Linked DNA regions of Homo sapiens: regions 1, 2, 3, 4, 5 and 7 are each linked to region 6. Evidence: chromatin loops called from intact Hi-C (ENCODE). Cell type or tissue: dorsolateral prefrontal cortex. All regions are shown on one strand.

Region 1 (4,000 bases), 160 kb after region 6:
AAAGACTAAGATGACAACTGGCTCCATTGAAGGGCAAGATAATAGTAATAATATCAATTAATCAATTAATTAACCTAGTAATTTAGTAAATAGTTATGGAATGCACTCAACAACATTTCTGGGGAAATGTGAGTAAACAAGTCCAAGTCCTCGCCCTCATGGGATTAGCACTCTGTTTAGGAGAGGCGGACAATAAACAAATACATGTGTAAAACATCGGTGTGTCAGCTGATGACATGTGTTGAAACTAGGGAATGGGGCCGGGCGCAGTGGCTCATGCCTGCAATCCCAGCACTTTGGGAGGCCGAGGCAGGTGGATCACCTGAGGTCAGGAGTTTGAGAGCAGCCTGACCAACATGGTGAAACCCCATCTCTACTAAAAAAATACAAAAAATATTAGCCGGGCGTTGTGGCGCATGCCTGTAATCACAGCTACTCAGGAGGCTGAGGCAGGAGAATCGTTTGAACCCAGGAGGCGGAGGTTGTGGTGAGCCAAGAGTGCACCATGGCACTCCAGTCTGGGCAACAAGAGCGAAACTCCATCTCATAAAAAAAAAAAAAAAAAAGAGAAAGTAGGGAATGGGACAGGGAGTGCCAGATCGGGAGAGTGCGAGATCAGGGTGGTCAGAACAGGGTTCATTGAGAGGTGACATTTGACCTCTGCGTGTGGAGTTGCTTACTTCCCTGGCGAAAAGCATGTCCGGCAATGGAAAGAGGCAGTGTACTGGCTGGGGATCTGGTCTGCTGAGACAGAGCCTTATATAATGTTGCGTAGTCACAGACTGACATCCCATCACCTTTGCCATATTCTGTTAGTTGGAAGCAAGTGACAGGTCTTGCCCACACCCAAGCAGAGGGCACCACAGGAAGGTGCCAACACCAGGAAGCTGGGATCATGGGGACTGTTTCAGAGTCTTTCCACAACAGGGCATTTTTCAAGGAGGCCAAATGGCATTTGAGGTTCAGAAACCCACCTCTCTGACAACAGCCCACCTAAGCACATGGAGAGTTTCTCTGTCCTACAAGTTTATTGAGAACGGGGACCTCTGCCTTATGTATTCCTGTACGTTCAGATTCTAGCTCAACGCCAGACACATAGTTGGCACTCAAAAAAAATGTTTGTGGCAATGAATTAAACGAATGAAGTTGTGTTGCATTACAGAATAGTGAAGTAACTGGCAAAGGGGGACCATTCCGTCCAACACTGAAGGAGATGGAGAAGACGAAGGTGAAAGAAGGTACAAAATAAACACATCTGAAATGGAAAGGGAATGGATATAGACAGTTTTGCATGCTTTCTGAAATATTTAAGATCTTCTTATTATTAAAGAGTTGTGTAAGGCAGTCACTAGGAACGAGAAATTGTCCCCCTCCAACAGGGCATGCTGTGCACATGATAAGCCTTTCCTGATAGGGAGGTTGGAGGAGCAGATGAGCAGAACACCGAATCTGGGGGACATCCTCAGGAGGGTCCCCAAACCTTATGATATTGTTAGGGTGAAGGGTTTACAGTCTGACCTGGATTATATTTCATGCAGTCATGAACAGCTGTGGGAAAATTATGACCACAGAGCATTGATTAACTGACCAATGTCAACATAAATGATGGTTTTTGGTGGGGTATAGTGGCTTAAGCCTGTAATCCCAACACTTTGGGAGGCCAACAGGTGAATTGCTTGACCTCCGGAGTTCGAGACCAACCTGCGCAACATGGTGAAACTTTGTCTCTACCAAAAATATAAAAACTAGCAAGATGTGGTGGCACACACCTGTGGTCCTAGCTATTCAGGAGGCTGAGGTGGGAGGATCACTGGAGCCCAGGTGGTGGAGGTTGCAGTGAGCTGTGATCATGTCACTGTACTCCAGCCTGGGTGACAGAGCAGGACCCTGTCTCAAAAAAAAAAGAAAGAAAGAAAGAAAAAAGGATAGTTTTCTATAGTGCTTCACCTGGTCCTGGTCAACATTTAAAAAACCTGAAGCTCCCTTGCTCAGTAGGGTCTATTGCTCTTTGGTGACATTTGTTCAAGTCACAGTTCCTCAGCTTAGATCAGCTGTGTCACTGGCCTTGCACAGTTCCCTTCCTGGCTATGATGGATGCCAAGGTGGCTGTCTTCCAAGTTCCGTCATTTCCACTGCACTCATTAGATCTTGTGTTGCTCAGCCTTATATCAGCAGTGTCAGTTCCTCTCCTAGCCGTGGCCATCTTCTTAGCGTGAACTTGTTATTAAAACTAGCTAAGACCTTTCCAGAGGCTCTTCTTTTAGCCAAATGAGACATCTGGTGGACACCCAGCTCCTCCATATATTTCAAACCACACTTTGTTTTTGCGATGGATTTGTGATTTAGGATGTAGGATGTGTGTGATTTAGGTGTAGGATGGAGTCATATGCCTCCTCTGAAAGGCCACACTTTCTCCCAGCTGAGTTGTTTTCCTTTCCTGGAATCAGCCTTCTTCTCCCCCCACTCCTCTCCTCCCCAAATGAGTTTCTACTCTTTCTCCATAGTTGCATTTACAAGCTCAAAATTCTGCCTAACTCAGCTGACAGTTTCAAGGCAAGCTTAGAGCAGCTCCCTTTGGTGTACAAAATGAGAATTCTTTTTAATGATGGTGAAATATTTAAGGCTGAATTATACTACTCAACTTAAACCCTTTAATGGAAATTACAAAAATATTTCCCTTATAACCATTTAAACCTGCCAAAAAGGTCACGAATGTGCAAGGAAGCATTTCAAGGTCACGCTGGAGACCGTGTCCTGGGCTGTGATTCAATTTTCGGTTGGGAGGAGGGCACACATGTGAAGTGGCGTCCCTTCTAGCTTTGGGGAAGTTATTTCTGTAAGTCCGGGGAATGTCTCCGTGGGTCCTGGGCAAGTGGCTCTTTTCTCGGCTATGTTCTCCGAGGGGAGAGAGCCTGTCTGCTTGGGTCAAGTCATGTCCTGTGAAGCCAGAGTGCTGTGAAGGTTCTTGGCACGGACTAGCTTTTGTGCCCTTAGCCACAGTGGTCTTTCCCTTGGGCTCCTTCCAACAGGATGGTGTGGGCATACGGTGCCAAATGGCCCTGAAATAGAGTCAGGGATGTGAGCACAGAGTAGACAGCTGCCTTGTAGCCTGACATCCGCCTAAACGCCCCACTCCATTCACAGGGCACAGGAAGAAAACCTGCTTACGTTCACATCACAGACCGGCATGAGTGCATTCTCACAGTTGAATTTTCTATATTTAGGCTTTTCCTTCATCTAGGGAAGCACCTGCAGGTTACTAATACCCCAAGGTGCTGATTGTTTTTTTTTTTTTTTCTAGAAATCAACACATCTAGGGGTTAATAGGCTAGAATGACACAAAAATAGTCCGGTACTTGCAACCACTAAAATATGTTAAAAACGAGCAGAGGAGTTATTCTAGACAGTTGGCACAAAAGTCAGAGCATCTTACTAAATAAAAGCTCATCTTGGAAACTTAGCATTGCTTTATTATACAAGTAATATGTGATCATTGCTGAAATATCGGAAGATTCAGATAAAGCAGGAGAAAACATGGGGAAAATACTTGTAATCAGAGGTAGCATTTAAGGACTTCTGAATGTCCTTGCAGAGTATTCCCCGTGTTATGTGGAAATAAATCACATGCCATTTATAACCTTTTTTTTTTTTTTTTTTTTGGGATGGAGTCTCACTCTGTCGCCCAGGCTGGAGTGCAGTATCCTGGCTCACTGCAACCTCTGCCTCCCAGGTTCAAGCGATTCTCCTGCCTCAGCCTCTTGAGTAGCTGGGATTACAGGCACCCACCGCCACATCTGGCTAATTTTTTTTTTGTATTTTTAGTGGTGATGGGGTTTCACCATGTTGGTCAGGCTGGTCTCGAACTCCTGACCTCAAATGATCCACCCACCTCGGCCTCCCAAAGTGCAGGGATTACAGGCGTGAGCCACCTTGCCCAGCCAGAACCTGCTTTTTTACTTAATATATTATGAATAACTTTCTATATTGATTAATTTATTTC
Region 2 (4,000 bases), 75 kb before region 6:
AACAGTGTAGCCTCACTAGTGAAACAGGTCAGATTTTAACATTACCGCACATGCCACTGCTTGGTTTCAACCATCCTCTAGCACATTCTGAGGATCATTAGGAGCATATTAGAACATGACCATTTTATCTTCACTTTACCTTAAAAATATTTCCATAAGGACAGTCATTTATTTGCATGAGTTGGTTTTAACATAAACCCTAGGGGCAGTCAGCTGACCTGTTAAGTCCACTTGGGATGAATACCCTCTCCAGAGGTGGGTTACACAGCAGTCTGAACTGCAAATCAAAAGCCCACTCTCCAACTACCTTTATCTGTACCAGCCAAGTTAAAGAATTCAGATAAGAGGATGAATAATATTTTTTTTTTTGGTGGTAAAAATGCATGGCCTCTTGTCTGTGGCCACAATATCTTCAGGCATACAACCCCCTCCCAGGAGAATAAGGTGTAGCAATCTAGCACCACTTCCACCCCCAGAATCCCCCTCAGGGTGATGCGCAGTTGATGGAGTCTGTGTTTTGAGGTTTCTGGAGGCTCTGACCCCGAAATGCTACCAAAAGGTTAACTGATTCCTGCAGAGAATAACATATCTGGCTGGAGATCCCTCCATGCAAAGTCCCTGTCTGAGGACTTAAGGGAACACAGACCTGAGGTTTCAGAACAGGCTGCAGGGCTGCGGTTTTCCTGCCCTTTTGCTAGCCTACATTATGAGGAAACAGAATCCAGTCCCAGACTCGCTCTCCTCATTAAGATGCCACCTGGCAGGAAAGCTGTGGAGAGAGGGGCCTCCGTCCCACCCCAGGCCCCACCACTGTAGTGAGGTGTCCTTACAGCCAGCTCAATACCGAGGGCCACGGAGTCAGCTGAGTCCACATCACAACACTGACAGATGGTAGCACTAACAGGGAGACGACTCGAGGCAGGGAGGGGCGCCAGGATGAATGCCGGCTTCTCCCATCCAGGCAGCCGCACCTGTGCGGCGGCGACCGGCGAGCCTCGGCTCCCTGGGGCGGCCCCACAGGTGTCGCGGGCAGCCAGCTCAGGGCCCGCTCCCGCAGAAGACCCAGCGAGCACGCGAAGGAGGTCGGCGCCGGCTGGCAAGGCGACCTCTCCCGGGTCAAGCTCTCCTTGATGAAGGTGGTGGACTCCGAGGGGCACCAGCACGCACAGCCAGGCGCAGGGGCAGCCAGAAAACCCAGGACCGCTGCGCCCTGCTGGGGAAAACCGCAGTACCCGAGTTCGCATCCCTCGAGGCCACGTGCAGGCTCCCGACCCGGGAGGGCGGGTCCCATAGCCGCTGCGGAACCGGCAAGTCCCCACCACGCCCCTTCCCGTCCCGGGACCCCCGGCCACGCTGCCCACCTCTGCGCGGGGAGCCGTCGATGCTCTCGGCGCTGGACGAGTGCGCTTCGGCCGGGGCCCGCCGCAGGCTGAAGTAGCCGCGTGGCCGCGAGGCTCCGCTCCGTGGCGAGGGCCCGCCGCCCGGGCCCCCGTCCCTGCGCGCGAAGATGCCGCTGAAGAAGCGCAGCAGCCGGTGCTCCGAGGCCGCGCCGGCCCCGGCCGCCGCCCGCGCGCGCTCCAGCCGCTGCAGGTCGCTGTTGTCCAGCGTGCGGTTCTTGCTCTTACTGCGTTCCCAACGCTCCAGGTCCGAGAGCGCGTCGTTCTTGCTGAGCACCTCGCCCACGTCCAGGGTGTTGCGCTTCTCCGAGGCGGGCTGCGTGGCGGTCGCGGGCTCCAGGGTGGTCCCGGCCGCGGCCTCGTCGCACGGCGCCCAGGCCAGGCTCCCGGAGCTGCTGTGGCGCCTTCCGCCGCCCAGTGTCCGGCCTTGCGGCGCCTCAGGCCCGCTCCAGTGCCTGAAGCTCAGGCTCCGCCGCAGGGGCGCGGCCCGGGCCCCCTCCACGTCGGGGCTGCCGGACGCGGGCGAGCCGCGTCCCTCCTCCTCGGCCGGGGCGCTGCCGGCCAGGTCCGCGGGTTCCAGGCCGCGTGCGCACGGCCGGAGCCGCCCCAGTTCCAGCTGCCCGGTGCTGCGGGTGCGGAAGGTGCGGAAATCCCAAGCGCGCGGCCGGGGACCCTCCGGTTCCTCGGCGCCCTCCGCCTCCTCGGCCTCCTCCTCAAGCCTCCCGGGCGCGTCCGGGGAGCGCGCGGGCCGGGGCCGCCGAACCGGGCGTGGGTCCGGGCCGCCGGAGCCCGGCGCGGCCAGCTGCTCCTTCCTGACCATGGTCACGGAGATGCGGTAGACAGTCTTTCTGGGGGGCGTCCCGCGCGGCATCGCGTCCGCGGGTGGCGACGCGGGCTCGCCACTGCCGTCCAACAAGTACATGTCGCCCGCGCGCTGGGGCCCCGCCGCATCCAGCGAGCCCGCGGGCCGGGAGGGCGCCGGGCCAAGCGGGGAGGGCAGGCGGGCCGGGAGTGTGGCCCACGCCCCCCGCTGACCGCGAGGGCCGCACTCAGGCTGCGGGGACGGCGCCCCTGGCACCCGCCGGCCCGTGCGCCGCGCCGCCCGAGTGCCGGGGTCCGGGCCCGGGGCGCCGAGCCATGGGCCGGCGGGGCCAAGCGAGGCGGCCGGTCAGGCGCTAGAGCGCTCTCGCCGGCAGGTGCGGCCGCGGTGCGCAGGGCCCAGGGCAGGCGGCGGCGCCCGCGGCTTCATTGTCTACGACGCGGGGCCCGTGCGCATCCTCCCGCTCCGGCTGCACAGCTCGGCGGTTCCGCAGCCTCCGCCACTCCCTGGGCTCCGGGACGCGCGGACAGCTGCACCGGCTGCGGCCGAAGGGTGGCGGGTGGCGGGCGGCGGGCGGCGGTTTAAAATGGAAACGCGCGCCGGGGCGGGGCGGGCGACGGGGGCCGACGTGCAAGGGACCGCGGGCCGCGCGCCCAGCCGGGCTGGCCGAGTCCCGGGAGCGCGGCGGCGGCGGCGGCGGCGAGCGCGGCGGCGTGCAGGCCCAAGCGCCGGGATGGATCGACGCAGCGCGGACCGGAGCCTCCGAGGGGCCCAGCCCAGCACCAGCCTGCACCCTAAAACCACGCCCACTCTGGGGCTTGGCCTGCAAGAACAAAACGAGGGGCATGTCTCACCTGCTGCGCGTTTAAATGAGGCATCTTTCCTAACCATGCAGCCTCGAAGATGCAACTCATGTGACTTGTTTAAAAAACAGTCTTTGGTACCTGTTACCGCCAACCTCACCTAGGAACAAGTGGGCTTCCAGGAAGACAAGAACAAAGAGATGTGACTGTGAGGGTGCTGTGTACACCAATGCCATCCCAATGAAGGGCCACAGTCTGTCTCCTAACATAATTCTGTCTTTATTGTTTTCATTTTCAATTATCAATAACCTCACCCCAGATAAACCTCCATGGCTACGATACTGCCTCTGTGCAAAACTTCTAAAATAATCTTGTAGGGTTATTTTACCAATGTGTGGGGAAGGATTCCTTACAGGTAAGCACTTGCTCCCCATGACAACAGACAGGAGAATACTGCGGTTAAGAGCAAGCAGACAGACGTGCCTGCCCGCAAGCCAGGCTTATTCACTGACAAACCACTTGCTTTTCCACCTGTAAAACAGGGGTGCCAATAAAAGCTCCTAAACTTTGAGCATTCCTGTGAAGATTAAATTGGTTAAAATCCTATGTGCCAGGCATTCTGTGTACATGCTAAATATTCACCATTAATAATGAAAACTGAACTTCTCTTCCATCAAATCCTCGATTTCCTACCTGGTGGGCTGATAGATACTGGTCTAGGATGTTATCGGAGGCCACAATATTTAGACATAGATGATCAACTTATCAGTTCCTCAAGCTGTCTTAAACACAGATGTATTGTTTCAGAGTTTCCTTGATGAAAAGTTTCAGAAGGAAAAATACAATGTCCCCTAATCACACCACATGCTTACACGACCTTCTCCAGGCCTAGAAATGCCACAGCTTGCTACAGGCTGTTTCTGGGCAAGGTGCTGGCGGCCAGGCCAGGTGGAAGCATTACTTTGGGATTTGCTATTTGC
Region 3 (4,000 bases), 98 kb after region 6:
AGACCAGGAGGGCCTTAATTCTGGCGAGGCAAGGCTGGTCATGAGTGACACCAACAGAGACCGAGCCTCGCAGGGTGAGCAACAGGCAGAGAAGGCGGCATCTCAAAGAGCACCTGCACCACAACTGAGAAGCATGAGTAAGCTGGACTCACAAGGAACGCCCGCATTGTGGAGGTCCCGGGTGCCGGCAAGGTACGAGAGCTCACCTGGAAGCAACTAAAAGCCAACTGAGTGTTATTTTTAAGGAGGGGACTGCAAACCTGCCACCTTTCATTCAACTTGAAGGATTATGAACATGGCCAATGGTGACAAAGAAACATGACACTTATCCACAGCAGGAAGAAAATGTTTGTTTCCCTAAACATGCACACCTGCATCAACCGGACTAAATACATTTCCACATGAAAACAAATGCTTCTGGAAGTTTTGCCACAGTCAGCTGCTTTACAGAGAACAGAATACTTTAGGTTCTTTGGGGCCTTCTCAAACCCTCTTGCCTTGGGTGGCGGAAACAAGCTTGGGATGCTTTGCACACACGGCCTATGGGAAGTATGAATAACAGGGGCTCCGCAATCTCACACGGCGACAGAGGGCCAGAGGTGAGGTCGGACGGGCCCAGCTCACCGCTCTCGCACAAGTGTCCTAAGCTTTCTGGCCTCAGCAGTGCGTCTGTGTACAAGATCGCTGCAGGACGAACTGAGATGATGCACCTCAGACACTCCGCACTCTGTGGGACACACATGCTCAACAGAGCAGCTGTATCATGGGACAAAGTGGGGAACCCTGACCCATCTTCCCAGGTCCCCCAAACACTGGGGCTGAGATACTACTAAGGGGTCCTGGAATCTCCCTGTGGAAATGCCCTTAAGAAGTGCAGGGCAGGGTTCTCCTGCCAAGTGCCAGGCCAGTGGAGAGCCTGGGTTTCCTCTCATCGGCCACCTGGTGGGGATGGAGGCTTGTGGGCTGGATGAGGGCTCAACCTCAGAGGAAGGCCAACCTTCCCGGCGATGCGTGGGAACCTGGGAATCGGGCCGCCTGGCTGAATGAGCTGGCTGGGCTATCACTCACATCACGGTCCTGCTGCTGGCAAGCTGAATTACGATGTGTGACTGCTAAGAGAGGCTTTATCCTTGAAAGAAGAACAAGCTTTATTGAACAAGAAAGGCAGTTAATTCATCTACCTCAATGCCATCAACCCCCGATGGACTTTTCTAAGGAGAACCAGAGGGGAAACTAACACACGCTGTTCAGACTGGAGGCGAGATGGCTCTCAGGCTCATTTCTGGGCATGGTGGCTGCGGAGGCTCCAGAGACGACACAGCTGTGTGGCTACATTTCACAGCATGCCATGCCCCATAGGACATCCCAGAAACCTGATCAGATAAATCTGGAACAATCAGCAATGCTTCCTTAAACTCTAGTGATTTGGGGGTGAAGGGAGGGGGGAATAAACCTCTCAATGTACAAAACAAAAATTGGGGGAAAAAAACTGTTCTCTTCTGACAAGCTAGTGTTTTAAAACAAGACTGAGGGCAAAATCACCTGTATCCCATGCCTACAAACAGGATTACGGATGTGTTTTTATTTGGGAGCCTTGGTGGGCCTTTCAACTAAAATATGTTTAGTCCATCGTTAAGAGATTTTACAACCCAGACCCACCTCCACGCGCTCTGAAATAAGCATTAGCCAAAACATCCTTCCCCTGGACAAGGCTGCACCTCACTCCAACAGCAAAAATTCCTGAAGATGCCAGAAAACAGTGAAGTTTTGAGTAGGGTGCAGCCAAATGTGGGAATTTTGTGCCAACAAGAGAAACCCTATCTTCAAAAGCTCTTCATAACGTTAAGAAGTGCCCGGCCGGGCACGGTGGCTCACACCTGTAATCCCAGCACTTTGGGAGGCCAAGGTGGGTGGATCACGAGGTTAGGAGACGGAGACCATACCGGCTAACACAATGAAACCCCGTCTCTACTAAAAAAACAGAAAAAATTAGCCAGGCGAGGTGGTGGGCGCCTGTAGTCCCAGCTACTCGGGAGGCTGAGGCAGGAGAATGGCGTGAACCCGGGGCGGAGCCTGCAGTGAGCCGAGATTGCGCCGCTGCACTCCAGCCTGGGCGACAGAGCGAGACTCCGTCTCAAAACAAAAAAAGAAGTGCCCACATCACGGTAGTCCAGAAGCTTGGGAAGTCAGACCCCAATTCTGTGTATGCACATACAGAGGAAGGGGAAAAAATCCCTAGCTGGAAATCTTCTAAAATGTGGCCAGCTTTCTATTTGGTGGGACAAGTGACTTTTTGAGCCATTTGTTATGATGTGCACCTGCTGTCCTGATTGGAAACAGTTAGACTTTAAAACCTCCAAGGTGCACGCACAGGCAGGGGCAGCTCTCTGCCCCTGCAGGGAGCCCTCTGCAGTTACTGTGATGTTCCAGCGCAGGCTTAGTTGCCAGCACTGGGTTCCTGCCATCCACATGCAGTGTGGAGACAGAAACTCCATTCAAATGATCCCTTGGTTCAGATCAGACTTCAAACCACCTCAGTCAAATGTTAAGGAGGTCATTATCCCTCCCTGAACCTCCACCCGCTCCTCCATAAAATGAGGATGAGGAAGCTACCCACCCACCCTCACAGGGTTGGTGAAGCCACACAATGAGACTATACATGCAAAAATATTTCTGTTAAAGTTCTACAGAAATGAAAAGTGGTATCATTATTGATAACAGAAGAACATGCAAAGAACAGCAGCATGTCTGAGTGGTTCTTAAGCCTCACTAAATTAACTACAGCTCCACATAATGTAGACATCCCTATTTCTAAGAGAAAAATAACAGCATCACCCCAGTCCCAAACAGGATTCACCCAATGATTCTAAGCCTTATTAAAAATGACAAGGATCCCGGCCAAGAAGGGGCCTAAAATCTCAAATCGCAAAGGTAGGCATCGTGCTGTCAAAAAAAACCATCATCTAGGAACGACGCATTTTTTTTTTCTTTTAAGGGAGAAAGGAAAATGCAACCACATCCTCTTGCTAGAAAGTCAAACTGCTTTGCTGGAAGTGCTTGAGCCCCAGAGCTCAGCTTCAAGAATGGGAAATAAAAACGAGGTGTTGTGAACCCCACTCAGCCAGAGGTCTTCATGCAGCAAAAGAGGCTCTCAGCCAGGTGCCTTCAATACCTGACGCCGGCTTTCACAGTGTTTCATCAGACTTCTGTGGATGCAGCCAGAGAGCCAGGAAGAACCATCTGAAATGAGCACCGTGCAGCCTTCACAGCTCCCGTAACAGACGCAGAGCTGGAGCTCTGGAGGAACCTTGCTGCAACACCACCTGATCATCAGCAGATGGGTCCAGGTCCCACCGCCACTCATCACGAGTCATGCAGAGGCAGACAGAGCCCATCTCTTGAGGAATCCACAGAGCATCTTAAGTCACCAACAAGGCAGCCAGGTGACCTCATGGGAGACAGATACACACAAAGGGCTAGGACCCCATAAGGCTGGAGCTCCACCCGGATCCTCCCCTGGAATTAACAAGTCCCCCAAGGGTATAGTCTGCCAGTCATCCAGCCTGGCTGGGACATGGTTCAAGTCTACAGGGCTGCCAAATGCCAAGGGCTCAGCAACACAACATCCACTTTCTCCACCTAACTGGCCAAGTTTCAAACCAAAGCACTTCGGGGTTAGTAGTTCAGACTACATAGTGCCAAGGCAAAGCCTCTCTGTGGGCTGATACCCTCTCCCTCACAGAGGGAGGAGGCTGGGCAACGCCAGCACCAGGCTTTCAGGCACATTCCTGCCGGCTTTGGGCCATTCTCAATGTTCCTCAATAGAGGTCTTACCGGCCAGTCTGTATTATGGACAAGCCACTCTGCAGGCTTTTTACCATCACTGGCCAACAGCGCTGAGAAGGGAGAAAGTGCTGATCAACTGTGGCTAAGATATGACTCCACACTGTCCACGCACATGCCACCTGGTGCCCCAGGTGAGTCTTGGCCGGACCAAAGG
Region 4 (4,000 bases), 460 kb after region 6:
TCTGGTAGCTGTGGATACCTGGCCTGGGGAGACAGAGAGGGGTGAATAGTTCAGTTTAGTCACATGAGGCCTTTCAGCAACTGCAGAAAGCTCACAAGCTAGCCATCCTGAAGCCTGTTCTGATGACCTGTCACAGGAATGACTGGGTTGATTTCAGGAGCCATGGCAACCACTTTGGGGCCAATGGCCTGTGGTATTATCCCTGGAAGGTTCAGAGATTTTCAGACCCCAATATTTAGGAAAAAAAACAGGCCTCCTTGAGGCAGGATACTAAGAAGGAACCCTTCTTCATAACCAGATCCTGCAGGCAGGGCTCATGTTGTTGACTTATTTATTTGTTTCTACAAAGCAGGCAGCCAGATTCTCAAGGCAGTGGGTGGGTTTGCCCGGGTGCAGATGACAGTGGGGGTGTTGGCATTGTCTGAAGTATGTTGAACAAGAAAAATAAAAACAACTAAAATCCAACTGCTTTTTATTATCATCATATGCCAGCAATCCTAAACAATGTCAATAATAAAAAATACTCCCACGTGAAAAAGAATCTTGTTTTCTATTTGTTTATTTATTTATTTTTGGTCTCAGTCAAAAACAACTGCTGTAGTCACTGTTTTAATGATATATATGTAAGCTTCAGCAGAGCACCTTTGTTACTACTCACTTTACTAAACATTGTATTCTGCATGGAAGGTAATTCAGAGAACTCCCTGTTATGTGGATGGGGTTTGATAAGGCTGTGGGGTGCAGTTTGGATCTCCCACTCCAGTCTATGCATAACCCCTCTAACAGGGGATTTGCAACCAGTTGTGGCAGCATGGAGAAGCAAAGACCAAGAACCAGAATGCTGGTGGCTCATGCCTGTAATTCCAGCACTTTGGGAGGCCAAGACAGGAGGATTGCTTGAGACCAGGAGTACATGACCAGCCAGGAGTTCATGACCAGCCTCAGCAATATATTGAGACCCCAATCTCTACCAAAAAAATTTCTAAAAATTGACCAGGTGTGGTGGCATGCGTCTGTAATCCTAGTTATTCAGGAGGCTGAAGGGGAAGACTCACTTGAGTCCAGGAGTTTGAGGCTGCACTGAGCTAAGATCATGCCACTGCACTTCAGCCTGAGCGACAGAGCAAGACCCTGTGTTTAAAAACAAAAGCAGCAACAACAACAGACCCCCTCTTTCACGTTGTGTGCCCAGCTGAAGTTTTAACTTTTGTTTACAATTTAGAGCGGTGAGACAGTGACACTTTGGAGGTGTAATATTTTTATTTGGTTTACTTCATATGTCAACTATTGGTGGAATTTAAATAATATCTTGAAAATGAAGTGTATTCTGTAGTCATTGTCAATTGTTTTAAAACAAAAGTAAATCGAGCAAATAAAATTTACAAAAATGAAATGATTTAGTAGTTGCCTAAACCGTATCTTCTGTAGATGATTCAGTTTGATTAACATCTACTTATTGGTTACTGGACAATTATTTGCACAAAATATTACACCAAACTGTTACCAAGGCGTCAAAGTTGAAACCAAGATGTAGATTTTTAGACTCTTGGGAAAAAAACCAGGCCTTATTTCCTTTTTTGTATTATGATGTTTGCTTTATTTTTATTCATTTGTTTTTTTAATTATATTTATGAAATTCAATAAAAGAAAAATTTTCACTGGTAATGTTTCCTTTCTGGCCATCACTATTATTTGTTTCATTTTATAATCACCATAGCAAGTAATCCTATCTTATATAGAGAGAGGTGTTGAAACATAAGCTGCTCGGGGGGTCAAACATGCTGGGCACACCAGGTGACTGCCATCTTCTTCCGTCCCCGGGAACTTCATTTCTCCTACTGGAACGTGGCGTGGGAACCACTCACTACGTGTGGGGTTAGAGTCCTTTCGCCCCCTGGTGGTTGCGTGAACATTGGTTGCAGGGATGAACAGCTCTGGGCCTCCATCCCGCACATCGTCCATACCCTCAAGCAGCAACGCAGATGGACTCGAGGTGCGGTGTTCGCCTACTGCCTTGTGGAGTCCGACGCTGTGTCTCCCTCCACGATCCGGTTTTGGGGCTCAGATGCTGCAGAGTTGCTCCAATTATTTTTATATAGAGAGGGATAGATTACCCTCAGAAAGAAAGGGGACAAAGACCCTGCCTCCCTTTACCTCAGGCTCAGAAATATGAAACTATGCCTGAGGGGTTGGGGTATCTCTAATGTGATGAATTGAAAGGAAGGACCCTGGAATCCTGAGAGGAAATCCACCTCAAGAAATGGGGGAGACTGGAACCATGAGCACTGAAGGTTCACACCACCGTCTAAAGGCTGGCTCCGGGTCAGCTGAGTGGTGATAAGGGACACCATTTGGATGCAGCAACCCTGGTACCATTTGTGTCTGGTGAAAGAGGCCTCCCCGAGTGTAAACTGAAAGAATATCTTCAAGAGTGAATTGGAGGAGGGCTGTCCAAGGGTGAATTGGAAAAGGTTTATCCAAGAGTGAATTGGAAGAGGCTCCCCATGAATGAATTGGAAGGGGCTTGTCCAAGGATTGAAAGAGCTCACCCAGGTGTGAATTGGAAGGGTGTGTGTCCAAGGGTGAATTGGAATGGGCTTGTCCAAGGGTGAATTGGAAGAGGCTCACCCAAGTGTGAACTGGAAAGATGCTTGTCCAAGTGTGAACTGGAAAGGACTTGTCCAAGGGTGAATTGAAAGAGGCTCACTCAAGTGTGAATTGGAAGGAGGCTTCTCCAGGAGTGGATTGGAATGACCTTGTCCAAGGGTGAATTGGAAGGAGCTTGTCCAAGTGTGAATTGAAAGAGGCTCATCCAAGTGTTAATTGAAAGGAGGCTTGTCCGAGGGTGAACTGGAAGGGGCCTGTCCAAGGGTGAATTGGAAGGGGCCTGTCTGAGGGTGAACTGGAAGGGGCCTGTCCGAGGGTGAACTGGAAGGGGCCTGTCCGAGGGTGAACTGGAAGGGGCTTGTCCAAGGGTGAATTGGAAGAGGCTCACCCAAGTGTGAATTGGAAGGGGCTTGTCCAGGGGTGAATTGGAAGGGGCTTATCCAAGGGTGAGTTGTAAGATGTTACACTTGGGGTCCAGGCAGCTTTTCTGTGGGATACTCCTGATTCCATATCCTCCTTCTCTTGAGGAATCATCATAGTCTAGATACAAAGGGGATGGTCTATTCTACCAGTGAAGGGAACAGGCACCTATCAGACAGCTCAGATGCTGGACTGATTCGTGAACGTGTACAAGCACCTCTAGGCTTATTTAGGAATGCCTGAGCAAAAAAGTATTCAGAAAAAGTTTGGATCCATTTCAGAAGAGCCGGTGGGGGCCTTTGAGTCTGGGCATAAATGTCAATATGGCCTCATTTGTATTCCAGCAGCAAAGCCTGCAGCAAAGAACAAGTCACAAATTACAAAGTCAACCCCCTAAAGCAATAAGATCCCAGTAACATTATGCACCACAGGGCTAAGCGGCTTATAGGAACTAATCAATTCAGTCATTTGCAATCTACTTCTAGAGAAATTGTTATGTGTCCAGGCACTGGCTATTTAAGCAAGAAACATGCTTGCTTTTTTCAAAAGAGCTGCAATCTTTTTTGCTCTATAGGTATATACTGCATCCAGAAAAATGTCAGCAGAAAGTCATCTTTAATGGCAGTTTTTTTGAGAGCTCAGAAACAAAGGAGGTACAAGAGGGAAAAGAGACCAAAAAGAGGTATACAAGCATCAGGGAAGGAACACGCTAAAAAAATCAATCAAAGCAAGCCAGGAAAAGCAGTTGCAGACCACAGGGACATTAGTGAGAGAGAGCTGCTGCTGAAAGGAGCTCCCAAACCACAGCTTGGGCTTGACTCTGAGCTCCCCACACTGCTAGGACAGTGCTGGAGGCATAGCTGCACTCCTGGAGCCCCAGGAAGCCCAGTCTGTATCATCATCATTTCCCACCAATAGTCTCTGCCCTCCCTCTAGGACCCTTCTGGCTCCCCACAGCTCCCGCTGTGATCTC
Region 5 (4,000 bases), 210 kb after region 6:
ATTGATGATGGTGCTGGTTGCACAACTCCGCGAATATACTGAAAACCATTGAACTGTGCACTTTAATGGGGTGAACTGTACAGTATGTGATTTGTTTCTCAAGTCGTTAAAAAGTACACCATAAAATTAATAAAAATATATCAAAGTGGGAAAAGGCATTTGTCTGTAATTGAAAAGGAAAGAATACTTAGAATATGTAAGGAAATACTGCAAACCAACAAGACAAGGATACGAACAGGCAATTTACAGAAGAAAAAAACTCAAAGAATAACAATCATGTGAAGAGATACTTCAACTCCCCTACAGAAAGAAATGCAAATTAAAACTATAATGAGACTTCACTTTATTAGACTGGCAAAAATTGGAAGAATAGCAGCTGGATAGTGCTCATGTTGGCAGGGCTGTGGCCTACGGGGACCCCCATGCTCTGATGTTAGGAGGGTAGACTGGTACATTCCTTGAGAGATCAATCTGGAAGAGTTCAGGTAAGCATGCCCTTGGAATTCCGTGGGATTCTGTGGAATTTATATGCACACGCATACCACCACCAATCTTCTCTGTGTCGATGAGGGCATAGCTCAGTGTGTTTATCTGTATGTGGTGGGGTATGAAGACAACTGGGCACCCATCACTTGGGGGGTGATGAGATAGAATGTGGCAGACACCACAGGGATCTGTATAGTCCTTCCAATCGATGGAGGAGGGGTGCACTTAGCCACATGAATGCACCTTTGTGCAGTATGAAAAAATTAAGCAGCAGGCTGGGCACGGTGGCTCACGCCTGTAATCCCAGCTCTTTAGGAGGCCGAGCAGGGCAGATCACCTGAGGTTAGGAGTTCAAGACCAGCCTGACCAACATGGTGAAACCCCATCTGTACTAAAAATACAAAAATTAGCCTGGCATAACCTGGGAGACAGAGGTTGCAGTGAGCTGAGATTGCACCATTGCATTCTAGCCTGGGCAACAAGAGCGAAACTCTGTCTCAAAAAAATAAAAAAAAAGAAAAAAAAAAGAAAAAATTAAGAAGCAGCTAGGCAAGGCAACCTTATTTGTGGAAGTCATACAGGTACACACCAAGAAACAGGCACTTTCTAAGGTTACATCTAAATAACAAGATGCATATTATCCATTGGCCTGGTTGCCTAGGATGGGGTGGTTAAAAAGGAGTGAAAAGAGGCAAAATAAATAATAAGATGAGAGAAGGGAGATTAAAAAATACTTTATACGGTTCTAGTCTTCCCACTGTCTAGAGAAAGCAACCTATGAGCTTTTCTTCACACACCTCTTTCTAGTTTAACCCATTTGTGCCTGAGGTTGCTATTTTTTGAGTTTTTGCAATCAGACCTTGGCAATGACCTTGAGCAGTAGGGAATAAATAACTCCCATATGCTCAGTGTTCCAATAATGGAACACTAGGCATACATATGTTTTAATGAGCTCAAGTGGCCCCTCTAGAACTCTTTTTTTTTACAATGCCCATTCCCAGGCCAGAGCTTTGCAGCTTCTTTTTCTGTTGGTCTGGGGTAGGAACCTAAATTGTGTATTTTTAACAGTCTCACTTTGTGATTCTGACATAGGTGGCCCTTAGTCCATTTGAGAAGCTGATCAAGACCGACTTTGACTTCCCTGTTTTGGACATGTCCACCCCTTGCTCACTGCTGCTGGACTTGGCCTTGGTCTGATCTGTGCTGTCTCATCTTGCCCCTCTAGGATCGGCTGTCTGCTCTGCACTAACCCAGCCGCTAGCCTGGTCCCTGTTCTGGCTTTGCTGGGTGGACGTGGCATTGGCCCTGACCATCTGCCTTGCTGGCCTTCATTACAGCCAGACCCCCACTCAGGGCTCGCAGCTCCTGTGGTCTCATCCCCAAGAACCAAGACAGGGCAATGTCTCTTACTGCCTGTAAGAGCTTGTCGTCCAGGCCTGGAGCAAGAGCCACTGTGGACCCCAGAGCCACAGGAACGCCTCTGCCTGCGGCGGATGCCTGGCCAGGCTGAGGCACGCGTGGGAAAGTGCTAATCAGGACTTTTCTCTCTGGGTGGCTCGCACCATCCTGGCAGAAAGGCAGTGGGTCACTGTGTGGCCACACAGCCCAGAGCCATTCAGGGGGCAGGAGGGAACATGCAGAGCGGAAATGAAATGTCCCCTCTCAGAGCTGCCAGGCCAGATGACGTGCCCCGAACAGTCGCGACTTTCTTTGTGAGGACCAGGGCTGCATAATGCGCATCCCCGAATAGAGCCCCGTCACCCGGGAGACAGAGGCCTTTTCTTTCGCAGGCTGGTGACTTCACTGTACATTCCCAGGCCGCGGGAAGCACTGGGAAGCCTCTCTTCCGCCAGGCCTCGGACAATGCCGGGGAAGCAGGGGAGGCGCTCGCGGGGGCCTGGACATGGGCAGCGCCGGCGGAGAGAGGTCCACATTGCCACGCTGGTCATGTCGAGCCCAGGCTGGCCACAAAAACGGCCTCTGTGAATGGGGATCAGCGGGGCAGGGGCTGGTTTCCTTTCACCCCTCCATGAAGAGGAGGCTGAGATGGAAAACAGCAGGCGAAGAAGGAGCTGGGGAGCCGGGGTTGGATAAGCACAGGCCCAGCGCTCCATCACACGCTGACTGTCCCCTGGCAGGGACTGGAATGTACATGAACGAGTTCTGGAAGCTCTAGAGACTGTCTTCTTAACTGTAAAAGGAGCTCCCAATGGCCACTTATGGGATGGCTATGGGATTAAATTTCACTAAGTGCATAATAGTCCTTGCAAGATAAGTTAGGAATTCTTCAATAGACACTGCCCCAAAACTGTACTATGGGCCAGACAATTAGCCCTTATTAATATCAATGGATACAATCTTAAGAATAGTTTGCAGCCAGGCGCGGTGGCTCAAGCCTGTAATCCCAGCACTTTGGGAGGCCGAGGTGGGCAGATCACGAAGTCAGGAGATCGAGACCACGGTGAAACCCCGTCTCTACTAAAAATATAAAAAGTTAGCCGGCGGCAGTGGCGGGTGCCTGTAGTCCCAGCTACTCAGGAGGCTGAGGCAGGAGAATGGCGTGAACCCGGGAGGCGGAGCTTGCAGTGAGCCGAGATCGCGCCACTGCACTCCAGCCTGGGTGACAGAGCCAGACTCCGTCTCAAAAAATAAAATAAAACAAAATAAAAATAAAAAATAAAAAAAAAACTTTGCAAAACAGATTTTCTTATTTCATCTCATGGGCCCACTTTGCAGTTGAAGACATTGAAACTCAGATGGTTTAGGTAAGGTACCCACCCAGCGCACAGGAATTGGCAGATCTTTCATCTCCAAGTTCAGTGATTCTTCCCCTGTGCCAACGATGTGTCTTTTCTATGTCCCAATAGTTTACCCAACTGGGAATTCTGCCCTTTCTGGAAAATTTGACCTAGCCTCTGCTCAACACAGAAGTGATTCATTTTCAGATCACCGTCCGCGGACAGCCCCTACATTGTCTGGCCTGACCTATTTCTCCTCCCTCTACTCAGGGCAGATGGAAAATTTTCTTCCCAGCTGTGCCTTCTCTTTGAGATTGCCCACCACTCTTCTGATGGCCTGATTTGAGACTATCCCCTCTGCTGTATACCCAGCATTGGCGAGGCCAGGTCAGGCAGGCATCCAACCTCAGCCACGGAATTCAACCAGCAGCTGTGCACTCATGCAGCTGGCAGCTTCAGAGGACAAATGCTAGCATTTCCTCCAATTCAGGGGGCTTCTTAGAGTTTAATTCTCACTGACTTCTCTTGGCACTGGGCAGGACGAGGGTCTTAGTACAGTGACCCTGGAGTGCTAGCCTTTATTGTGGTCTTTAACATGACTGGTCCTGCAGAGATCCATGTGGTAGAAGAAATTCCAGCCCTTCATTATCATTTGGGCCCTTTTCTTTTCTAACAGGTGAGTGTATGATGGTCACTGGCACTATGATTGACTGACAGAAGAACACCAGAGACACTCAATAGAGGAGGGCATGGGGACCAGGTGTCTACCTAAGGCA
Region 6 (4,000 bases):
CGCGTGCACGCTCCACACAAAGGAAACACGGGAGCGCGTGCACGCTCCACACAAAGGAAACACGGGAGCGCGTGCACGCTCCACACAAAGGAAACACGGGAGCGCGTGCACGCTCCACACAAAGGAAACACGGGAGCGCGTGCACGCTCCACACAAAGGAAACACGGGAGCGCGTGCACGCTCCACACACAGGAAACACGGGAGCGCGTGCACGCTCCACACAGACAGGGCCCCAGCGGGAATCCATTTTTTTCATCACCAACGTTAGAACAAATCCATGTCATTCGAGGGCGTGCTGCACATTTTTGGGTAACCCTAAAATAATAATAGTATCAATTGTGCAGTAAGGTGGTTGCAATGTTTTCCTTTACAAGCAGTCTGGACAGTTATTTACAGCTGGAGACACCCCTTAGGGTCAACTAGTCTGAAGCTCAGGAGACAGGGAAAAAGGAAAGGAAGTGACGGAAAGACTGGCCAAGCAAGGGGTGCTTGCTGGGTGGCCAAGGTGTGTGGCCCTGGAGGGGCCAAGGCCTTGCATGAAGGGCTGTGTGTGGCAGAGGACAAAGCAAGCCCCGTCCTCATCTCTGGGAGCTGTGCTTGCAGAGTGGAGGTGGCCCTGAGCACACAACATTCACTCCCAATTCTGCTCCACACGTCCTGAGCACCTCCAGTGCCCCCAGCTCTGCCCTGGAGGCGGGCAACAAGGGTGACAACGCTGAACCACAGGGCATCCCTGGCCTTGGTGGTTGAAGGGGCATCTTTCCACATAGAAGAACTCAGGAGCTGGAGTCTGGAACCTTAACTCTTTTGATCTCCCTTAATCTGGCTGTGATGAGTCGGCTGGGGCTGCTATCACAAAGACCACCGGCAGAGGCACTTCAACAACACACGTTTACCTCTCACAGTTCTGGCAGCTGGAAGTCCAAGTTCAAGGTACTGGTCAATTTGGTTCCTGGTGAGGCCTCTTCCTGCAGAAGCCATATCTCCTCATGATGTCCTCATAGGGTACAGAGCAAGCGCTCCTGAGGGGCATTCGTGCCACCACAAGGGGTCCACTCCCATGACCTGATACCTCCCACAGACCCACCTCCTAATACCATCACACGGGGTTGCAGGGACACAATTCAGTCGACAGCCCCGGCCTTGGGAAACATCATTGCTTTTCTCATCACTAGGACTGGGGCACAAGAGAGGAAGAGTGAAAGCTGATTGACCTCCGAGGTTTCTCTTCTATCTAAAAGTCTATTATTCTAAAAATAAATTTAACAACATCTTCTTACACAATCCCCTCAAATACAGCCATACGATGACACAGCACCTGCAACCAGGAACCCGGGAAGGGTCTCTCCAACTCTGCCTGCCTTTCCCCAGACCAGGGACCAGCAGCCGGGGTGCTACCTGTGGCTCACCAGAAACACAGACTCTCAGGTCCACCTTGCCTTGCTGAATCCAAATCTGCAGGTAACAAGGTCCCAAGGTGACTCCAGGCACACCGGAGTTAAGCAGCTGGAGTAAGTCTCTGGGATGCCCCTCCCCAGGTAGACTCCTGTCCTCAAGGTCCTTGGGGCTCCAGTCTGAGACTCTATTTCCTCAAAACTCTGTAGTGCCCCACAGGCATCTGGACAGTCCCACCTGTCTAGTTTGAGCATCTGTTAAATAACAGTGAATACACATCCATGGCCGGGTTCTGACTCCGTTTAATCACCTTAGATGGAGCTGGGAATGTTTACAGTGTTCATGGATAGCTGTGCCACTTAGACTTGACATGAAGTTAGACTGAAGGCTGTGCTTATGGGTGATTTCCATGGAAAGACGGCATCACTGTTAGGAGCACAGCTGGCTCTTAGGGCACACAATTCACAGGGCTGCGATTTTCACAACCACTTCCAGGAGCATAGCTTCATAACATCAGAAACATCTGCCGGCCCCTGTACACAGTACGCAAAGTAATACATTACTGCTTCATTCTGAGACGAAACACTTTGACCTTGTGCTTCTCCATCATAGTTTAAGAAGCTGCCCTAGTTTATGTTGATTTATTCTTAAACAGTTCTTAGCAAGGCAAGTAAACGTATAATTTTTCTTAATTTTCAAAGACAACGGAAACTTTCCCAAATAGCCTTTGCCACCTCATATCGCTGTCAACTGCTAGTTTTTGTTAATTTCACATCAATCATCGGCTATAAATATTTGTGCCATATCAGCAGGGGATTTATTAGTGAGCACGCTTTAGCAATGCATCTGCCCAAACACCAAGCATGAGGGACAGTTTGTTTACGCATCTCACTCCCTCCACCTGCTGGTGGCTGCTGGAAATGAGTCCCCCAAAAATCCAGCCTTCACTTTGTAGGAAGTGGCACTGACAAATCCACCTAGTACTGCTTTACTTAGCTGTAAGTAACAGCATAATTGAAAGTGCTATACGTGTTTATCAGAACAAAAACACAGGAGCAGGCACATTAAGGCAGCAGCAGGCCCAGGAGTGAGAGTAAGCTGAGTTCTGGACTTCAGCTACACTTCCTTCCTGAGAATGTATTTCAGTGCCCACTGGACCTATGTGCTTCTGGTCAGTTTCACGGTTTCCGGCCCCTCGAGGGTGTGCTCCCCAGGAAGGCTGCCTTTCTAAGAGTCAGCTCCCAATACTGGTGAGAAGCCCAGGAGCTGTTTCCAGGCATCAAGACCATGCTGGCCAGATCCCTTACAAACCTTCAGTTTTCCTCCCCTTCCCCTGGAGGCTGGGCTGCACTTACTCCTCTCCCAAGCCGTCTGAGTCAAGGCTGCCCCTTATTCTCTGAAACTCCCTTTCTGCAAAACACACTGGAGTTCTTCAGGTCTGCAACAGGCCCCTCTGGCGCCACACCCGCCTCACCTGGGTCATTCCGTCCACATGCCGGGAGGTGCCCTCTCCTCCTTGCCAGTGCCAGCCTGGTGCTCTGGTTCCAGCTACCTCCTCTAGATAGCAGCAGATGAAACTTTCTTTAAAAAATATGTTGATACTTTTACATCATAAAAAAAAAAAAAAAAAAAAAAACAGCAATCTGGGCCGGGCGCAGTGGCTCACGCCTGTAATCCCAGCACTCTGGGAGGCCGAGGCAGGTGGATCACTTGAGGCCAGGAGTCCAAGACCAGCCTGGTCAACATGGTGAGACCCCATCCCTACTAAAAATACAAAAAATTTAGCTGGGTGTGGTGGCATGCATCTGTAATCCCTGCTACTTGGGACGCCAAGGCAGAATTGCTTGAACCCGGAAGATGGAGGTTGCAGCGAGCCGAGATCACATCACTGCACACCAGCCTGGGTAACAGAGCAAGACTCCCTCTCAAAACAAACAGCAATCTGGAAAACTCCGCATCATATTGTCAATTCTTCTTTAAAATTGATAAATCTCATGAAATGCTGAACACAGTACCTGGCCCACAGAGATGCTCTACCCATCAGAGGAAGGAAGGACAGAAGAAAGAAAGCCAAAAGGAAACTCATTTACAAAGAACAGCAAGAGACAGAAAGTTATTCCTCCTCTCAAGGAAGAAAGGAGAGTACAGAGGAGGAGACGCTACCTCTGATCCTCATTTTGTTTTTCAGGTTCAGTAATAAAACTAATATTTAAATATGAAAAAAAAAAAACCCCAGAATGCCTATTTGCTACAGATATTATAATCTTCCTAGTCACCAGAAGGGGGCAGCATCTTAAAAGCCATGTAAGAACTGTATTCTGTCTCTAGAGTAAGAAGCTGAAGTACTAAGTCTATTTGAAAAGCAAACGCCTATCAGATGCTATTTAACATCTCAATCTCCACTTCCTTAACACCGCTTGAAAACTATCCTTACTACATGTGCACCTATGATTATTACTAAATAAAAATCTTCATTAAACTTATGTATACTCTCAAATTCACCTTAGAATTTGATTGATTTTTTTTCCTTCTCTTCTTTTTCCTTTTGAGACAGGGTCTTGCTTGCTCTGTCCCCCAGGCTGGAGTTCAGTGACACAATCATGGC
Region 7 (4,000 bases), 91 kb after region 6:
GACAGATTCTGGGCAGCTGCTCCATTCAGGGCTGTGCAGGTACTGATGCTCAGCATTAAAGAGACGACTCACGACTACAGAGCAGTCACCCAGAGAAACGGCAGGAGGTCCTAAGTCAGGGTCGCCCCAGCGCGAGGTAACCAGCTGCCCACGAGCTCCAGGGAGAAAGACTCAGCAAGCGGCCACTCCAGCTCCCTCCAAGCTCAAGTCCTGTGAGAGACGATAATGTACACAAGACTGGAAGAAAAAGTCACCAAAACAAACCTTGCCCATACCCTGTGGGCAGACGGCTGAGGTGTCTATGCCACCTGCTCTGCCATTCACTTCCCGAGGCCCCGCCCTCATTCTCTCCCAGCTTTGCAAACCGTCAGCACAGGAAAGAGGATGAACATGGATGTGAGTGAGGAAAACAAGAGTGTGTGCTTAGCTTTCGTGTGTGGCTTTGCATCTCACTGGCCCTGCCCATACAGACCCGGCTTCCGGTGGCTCCTAACCAAGAATGTTCCCAGTGGCATCCTATTTTCAAAACAAGAAACTCTTGGACAAATAAATTCAAGTTTCTATGTAAAATTCTGAATTTTATGTCCAGAAAACCCCCCAAAAGACAATATCATAGTCATCACAGTTCAATTTTTTTTTTTTTTGAGACAAGATCTCACTCTGGCACCCAGGGTGGAGCGCAGTGATGCAATCATAGCTCACTGCAGCCTGCAACTCCTTGGCTCAAGTGATCCTCCTGCCTCAGCCACTCAAGTAGCTAGGACTAAAGGCACTTGCCACTGTGCCTAGGCTGGTCTCAAACTCCTGGCCTCAAGCAATCCTCCCACTTCGGCCTCCCGAAGCGCTGAGATTACAAGCATTAGCCACCGCACCTGGCTTCAAATTTTTTAAAATATTGAAACCCGAGCTAAATAAATAAATAAATAAAACAGGGCCGGGCACAGTGGCTCATGCCTGTAATCCCAGCACTTTGGGAGGCCAAGGCGGGTAGATCACCTGAGGTCAGGAGTTTGAGACCGGCCTGGCCAACGTGGTGAAACCCTATCTCTACTAAAAACATAAAAATTAGTTGGGTGTGGTGGTGCATGCCTGTAGTCCCCGCTACTCAGGAGGCTGAGGCAGGCGAATCACTTGAACCTGGGAGGCAAAGGCTGCAGTGAGCTGAGATCACACCACTGCACTCCAGCCTGGGCGACAGAGCAAGATTCCGTCTTAAAAAAAAAAAAAAAAAAAGAAAAGAATTTTAAAAAAAGCACTCCCCTCTCCAAGCAGGATCCATAATCAGTAGTAGACCGTCCAACAAAAGGTCTCCCAGCCTGCTCTCGGGGGCTGTCAAGGATCACTTATCATTCGGCCGCCTACCCCGCTCTTCCCAGGCTGAAGTGACTCTGTTCTGGATGCTCCAATCCTAGTACCCACTAGCCTGGAAAGCCCTCCTGACTGCTACCTGGCTTCCAGGATCTCTCCCTGGACTCCGCCCCATCTCCCAGGCCCCTCCCACACAGCCTTGTGTGGCTGCGATCTCTACCTGTATCAGTGGCTCCTGGGGGAGATCTGAAGGGCCCTGAGTGTCCCACACATCTGCCTGTTCTCCCAGCTTCAAAAACTGCGCTCTGCCCAGTGCAGAGGCTTGATAAAATCTTGTCTATTGATTCTCACATTAGCCACTTCCCCTACTAAACAAAGTGAGTATAAACTTGGTCCTCCCACCACCATCCCTCAAAATAAATATTTGCCATTGCAAAGCCACCAGAGAAATCCACACACGCACACACTGCCCTCACTCAATCCATGGCCCCGCGTGTCCTTCCTGGCTCTGGCCTTGTTTAGCACTGGCCTTTGTGGAGGGGGATGGGCAGCTCCCAGGACACAGCGCTGGAACAAAGAAAATTACTCCTTGAGTTGGCAACACTTAGCTTTTTTTCTTCTTTTGTGTCTTCAGCATAATTGCTACAAACAACAAAAACTGAATAATGCTAATACGTAACTATGAAGGCCATAACACAGTTTAGGCCAAACATACAGAGTGAATTCCCTTTCAAAGACCAACACAGATCCAGTGGGTTATCTAAAACCCAGCACAGGGATGGATTGAGGCTGCTTGGGGCTCAGCCAGAAAGAGTCCCCCAGTTGACAACTGACTTCTGCCAGGAGCCAAGGAGAGCCAAAGGGGCCCCTGTTCCAGTCCCAGAGGAACTGCGCCCTCTTCCTGGTGAGGGATTTCGCTCACACAGCTCCATGCACACAGCCGTCATTATTCAACTAACAAGGAATTAATAGCCTGCAGACAATCCAAAAGTTTAAAAACCTAATCTCTAAGTGCTGGAAATGCATTAGCCATGCAAACATTTGTTTATGAACAAACAACTGAAAGAATGAAAATCAGCAAAAGGAGACAAACGGCCATCCTGAGTGTCATAAAATGAACCTTGAAAGCACTGAAAGGTTTCCCAGATAGGGGCTGCTGGGCTGCAGGAGCGGCTTCACGAGCAGCTACGTCCAACCCACAGAGAGAAAGACACAGCCCAGCACACACCCGACAGAAATGAGGCCATATGGGCACCAAAAGGCAAGTGAGAATCTGCACAGTGGTGCTATTCATGACAGCCCCAAAACAGGCAGCCACTCAAACACTGACAGCCCCCGAAACAGGCAGCCACTCAAACACTGACAGCCCCCGAAACAGGCAACCACTCACACACTGACAGCCCCCGAAACAGGCAGCCACTCAAACACTGACAGCCCCCGAAACAGGCAGCCACTCAAACACTGACAGCCCCCGAAACAGGCAGCCACTCAAACACTGACAGCCCCCGAAACAGGCAACCACTCAAGCACATATCACAGGCAGAAGAGACCAATAAATGGGGGCTACAATTTCTAACGACCCTCACGACAGATGAGTCTGTGCTGGCCACTGAACTGGATGCTGGTCCCACATGTGATCAGTTTGTGAAAACTTTCTCCTTTATGACTTGGGCACCTTTCTCTGTTATGTGTCAAAAAAAAAAGAGAGTTCGAGGCTGGGCGTGGTGGCTCAAGCCTGTAAACCTAAGACTTAGGGAGGCCAAGGCAACATAGCGAGACCCCATCTCTACAAAAAAAATTAAAAAATTAGTCGGGCATGGTGGTGCGTGCCTGTGGTCCCAGCTATTTGGGAGGCCAAGGCAGGAGGATCGCTTCAGGAAAGCAAGGCTTCAGTGAGCCACGATCGTGCCACTGTACTTCAGCCTGATTGACAGAGACTGTCTCAAAAATTAAAAACTAGGCCAGGCACAGTGGCTCATGCCTGTAATCCCAGCACTCTGGGAGGCTGAGGCAGGTGGATTGCTTGAGTCCAGAATGTCAAGACCAGCCCAGGCAACATGGTGAAACCCCGTCTCTACTGAAAATCCAATGAATTAGCCAGGCATGGTGCACATCTGGAGTCCCAGCTACTTGGCGGGGGCTGAGGTGGGAGGATTACTTGAGTCTGGGAGGTTGAGGCTACAAATGAGCCCCAATAGTGCCACTGCACTTCAGCCTAAGCAACAGAGTGAGACCCTGTCTCAAAAAATAAATAAATAAATACTAACAAGTTCCAAGAAATAAAAGAGTTTGAAGTGGTCTCAATCCCACCAATTCCAAACCCAAACTTCAAGTACTACATGGACACTCAGAGACCCAGGCTTGATTGTTGAAGCTAAAATTAACACAATGCTGTTCCCCGCCAATCACACCATCCCCTCCCAAATCAGGTTCACCAGGCTGAACTTCCAGCAGGAGCAGTCTCGTCAGAACAGGAGCAGATACGCGATCCCGGCTCACAGCAGCACCCCAGACCTTCGAAAACAACAACAAAGGGGGTGCAGACAGGCTTCCGGAAACGCCCTCCCTGGAAAATATGCTGGATTCTCCCCCACTGAAAAGGGCAGCTCAACGCACAAACAGGATGGAAATTCAGGGCAATCAGCTCTTTCCAAATCAATTTCTTTTTCATTACATAAGCTAGCCAGCACTT

Evidence for each region. Hi-C counts contacts between places; a loop is a spot of excess contacts. Peaks named below come from ENCODE experiments on the same cell type or tissue, not always from the same donor. Only the 100,000 strongest peaks of a DNase experiment are listed, where the experiment ranks them.
Region 1: it touches region 6 in a loop (5-fold over the local background); 43 of 110 quality-filtered maps call a loop at or near these places.
Region 2: it touches region 6 in a loop (6-fold over the local background); 73 of 110 quality-filtered maps call a loop at or near these places.
Region 3: a loop joins it to region 6, with 5 times the contacts of the local background. A loop is called at or near these places in 36 of 110 quality-filtered maps.
Region 4: it touches region 6 in a loop (4-fold over the local background); 94 of 110 quality-filtered maps call a loop at or near these places.
Region 5: a loop joins it to region 6, with 4 times the contacts of the local background. A loop is called at or near these places in 3 of 110 quality-filtered maps.
Region 7: it touches region 6 in a loop (5-fold over the local background); 36 of 110 quality-filtered maps call a loop at or near these places.

The regions. Positions count from the first base shown.
Region 1 is chr2:235,432,251-235,436,250 of GRCh38, reverse strand. No RefSeq gene overlaps it. Among named protein-coding and RNA genes, the nearest start is that of AGAP1, 60 kb to the left of the region's middle. In dorsolateral prefrontal cortex, CTCF peaks have their summits at 2,085 and 2,284; a DNase peak (open chromatin) is centred at 2,110; H3K4me3 peaks cover 1,429 bases; H3K27ac peaks cover 1,588 bases.
Region 2 is chr2:235,668,419-235,672,418 of GRCh38, reverse strand. All of the region lies in intron 1 of AGAP1 (ArfGAP with GTPase domain, ankyrin repeat and PH domain 1), which reads right to left. Among named protein-coding and RNA genes, the nearest start is that of TNRC17, 150 kb to the right of the region's middle. In dorsolateral prefrontal cortex, a CTCF peak has its summit at 1,624; DNase peaks (open chromatin) are centred at 887, 1,618 and 2,878; H3K4me3 peaks cover 3,008 bases; H3K27ac peaks cover 3,413 bases.
Region 3 is chr2:235,495,751-235,499,750 of GRCh38, reverse strand. The region is part of intron 1 of AGAP1 (ArfGAP with GTPase domain, ankyrin repeat and PH domain 1); the gene reads right to left. Among named protein-coding and RNA genes, the nearest start is that of AGAP1, 3.7 kb to the right of the region's middle. RefSeq lists an enhancer at 3,581-4,000. In dorsolateral prefrontal cortex, no CTCF peak of the experiment used is centred here; DNase peaks (open chromatin) are centred at 1,012, 2,440 and 3,264; H3K4me3 peaks cover 2,463 bases; H3K27ac peaks cover 1,241 bases.
Region 4 is chr2:235,134,050-235,138,049 of GRCh38, reverse strand. No RefSeq gene overlaps it. Among named protein-coding and RNA genes, the nearest start is that of SH3BP4, 180 kb to the right of the region's middle. RefSeq lists a silencer at 732-946. In dorsolateral prefrontal cortex, CTCF peaks have their summits at 1,670 and 1,876 (motif pointing left); a DNase peak (open chromatin) is centred at 1,889.
Region 5 is chr2:235,383,096-235,387,095 of GRCh38, reverse strand. No RefSeq gene overlaps it. Among named protein-coding and RNA genes, the nearest start is that of AGAP1, 110 kb to the left of the region's middle. In dorsolateral prefrontal cortex, no CTCF peak of the experiment used is centred here; DNase peaks (open chromatin) are centred at 2,275 and 3,608; H3K4me3 peaks cover 1,066 bases; H3K27ac peaks cover 2,651 bases.
Region 6 is chr2:235,593,915-235,597,914 of GRCh38, reverse strand. All of the region lies in intron 1 of AGAP1 (ArfGAP with GTPase domain, ankyrin repeat and PH domain 1), which reads right to left. Among named protein-coding and RNA genes, the nearest start is that of TNRC17, 78 kb to the right of the region's middle. RefSeq lists enhancers at 285-1,137, 2,136-2,430. In dorsolateral prefrontal cortex, CTCF peaks have their summits at 2,063, 2,289 (motif pointing left), 3,480 and 3,685 (motif pointing right); a DNase peak (open chromatin) is centred at 2,294; H3K27ac peaks cover 2,290 bases.
Region 7 is chr2:235,503,163-235,507,162 of GRCh38, reverse strand. The region is part of intron 1 of AGAP1 (ArfGAP with GTPase domain, ankyrin repeat and PH domain 1); the gene reads right to left. AGAP1-IT1 (AGAP1 intronic transcript 1) reads right to left here and starts at 1,412. Exons shown (of 2, transcript NR_131900.1): 1 at 1,363-1,412; 2 at 1-210. RefSeq lists an enhancer at 1,614-2,120. In dorsolateral prefrontal cortex, a CTCF peak has its summit at 2,209; DNase peaks (open chromatin) are centred at 1,830 and 2,182; H3K4me3 peaks cover 1,144 bases; H3K27ac peaks cover 1,386 bases.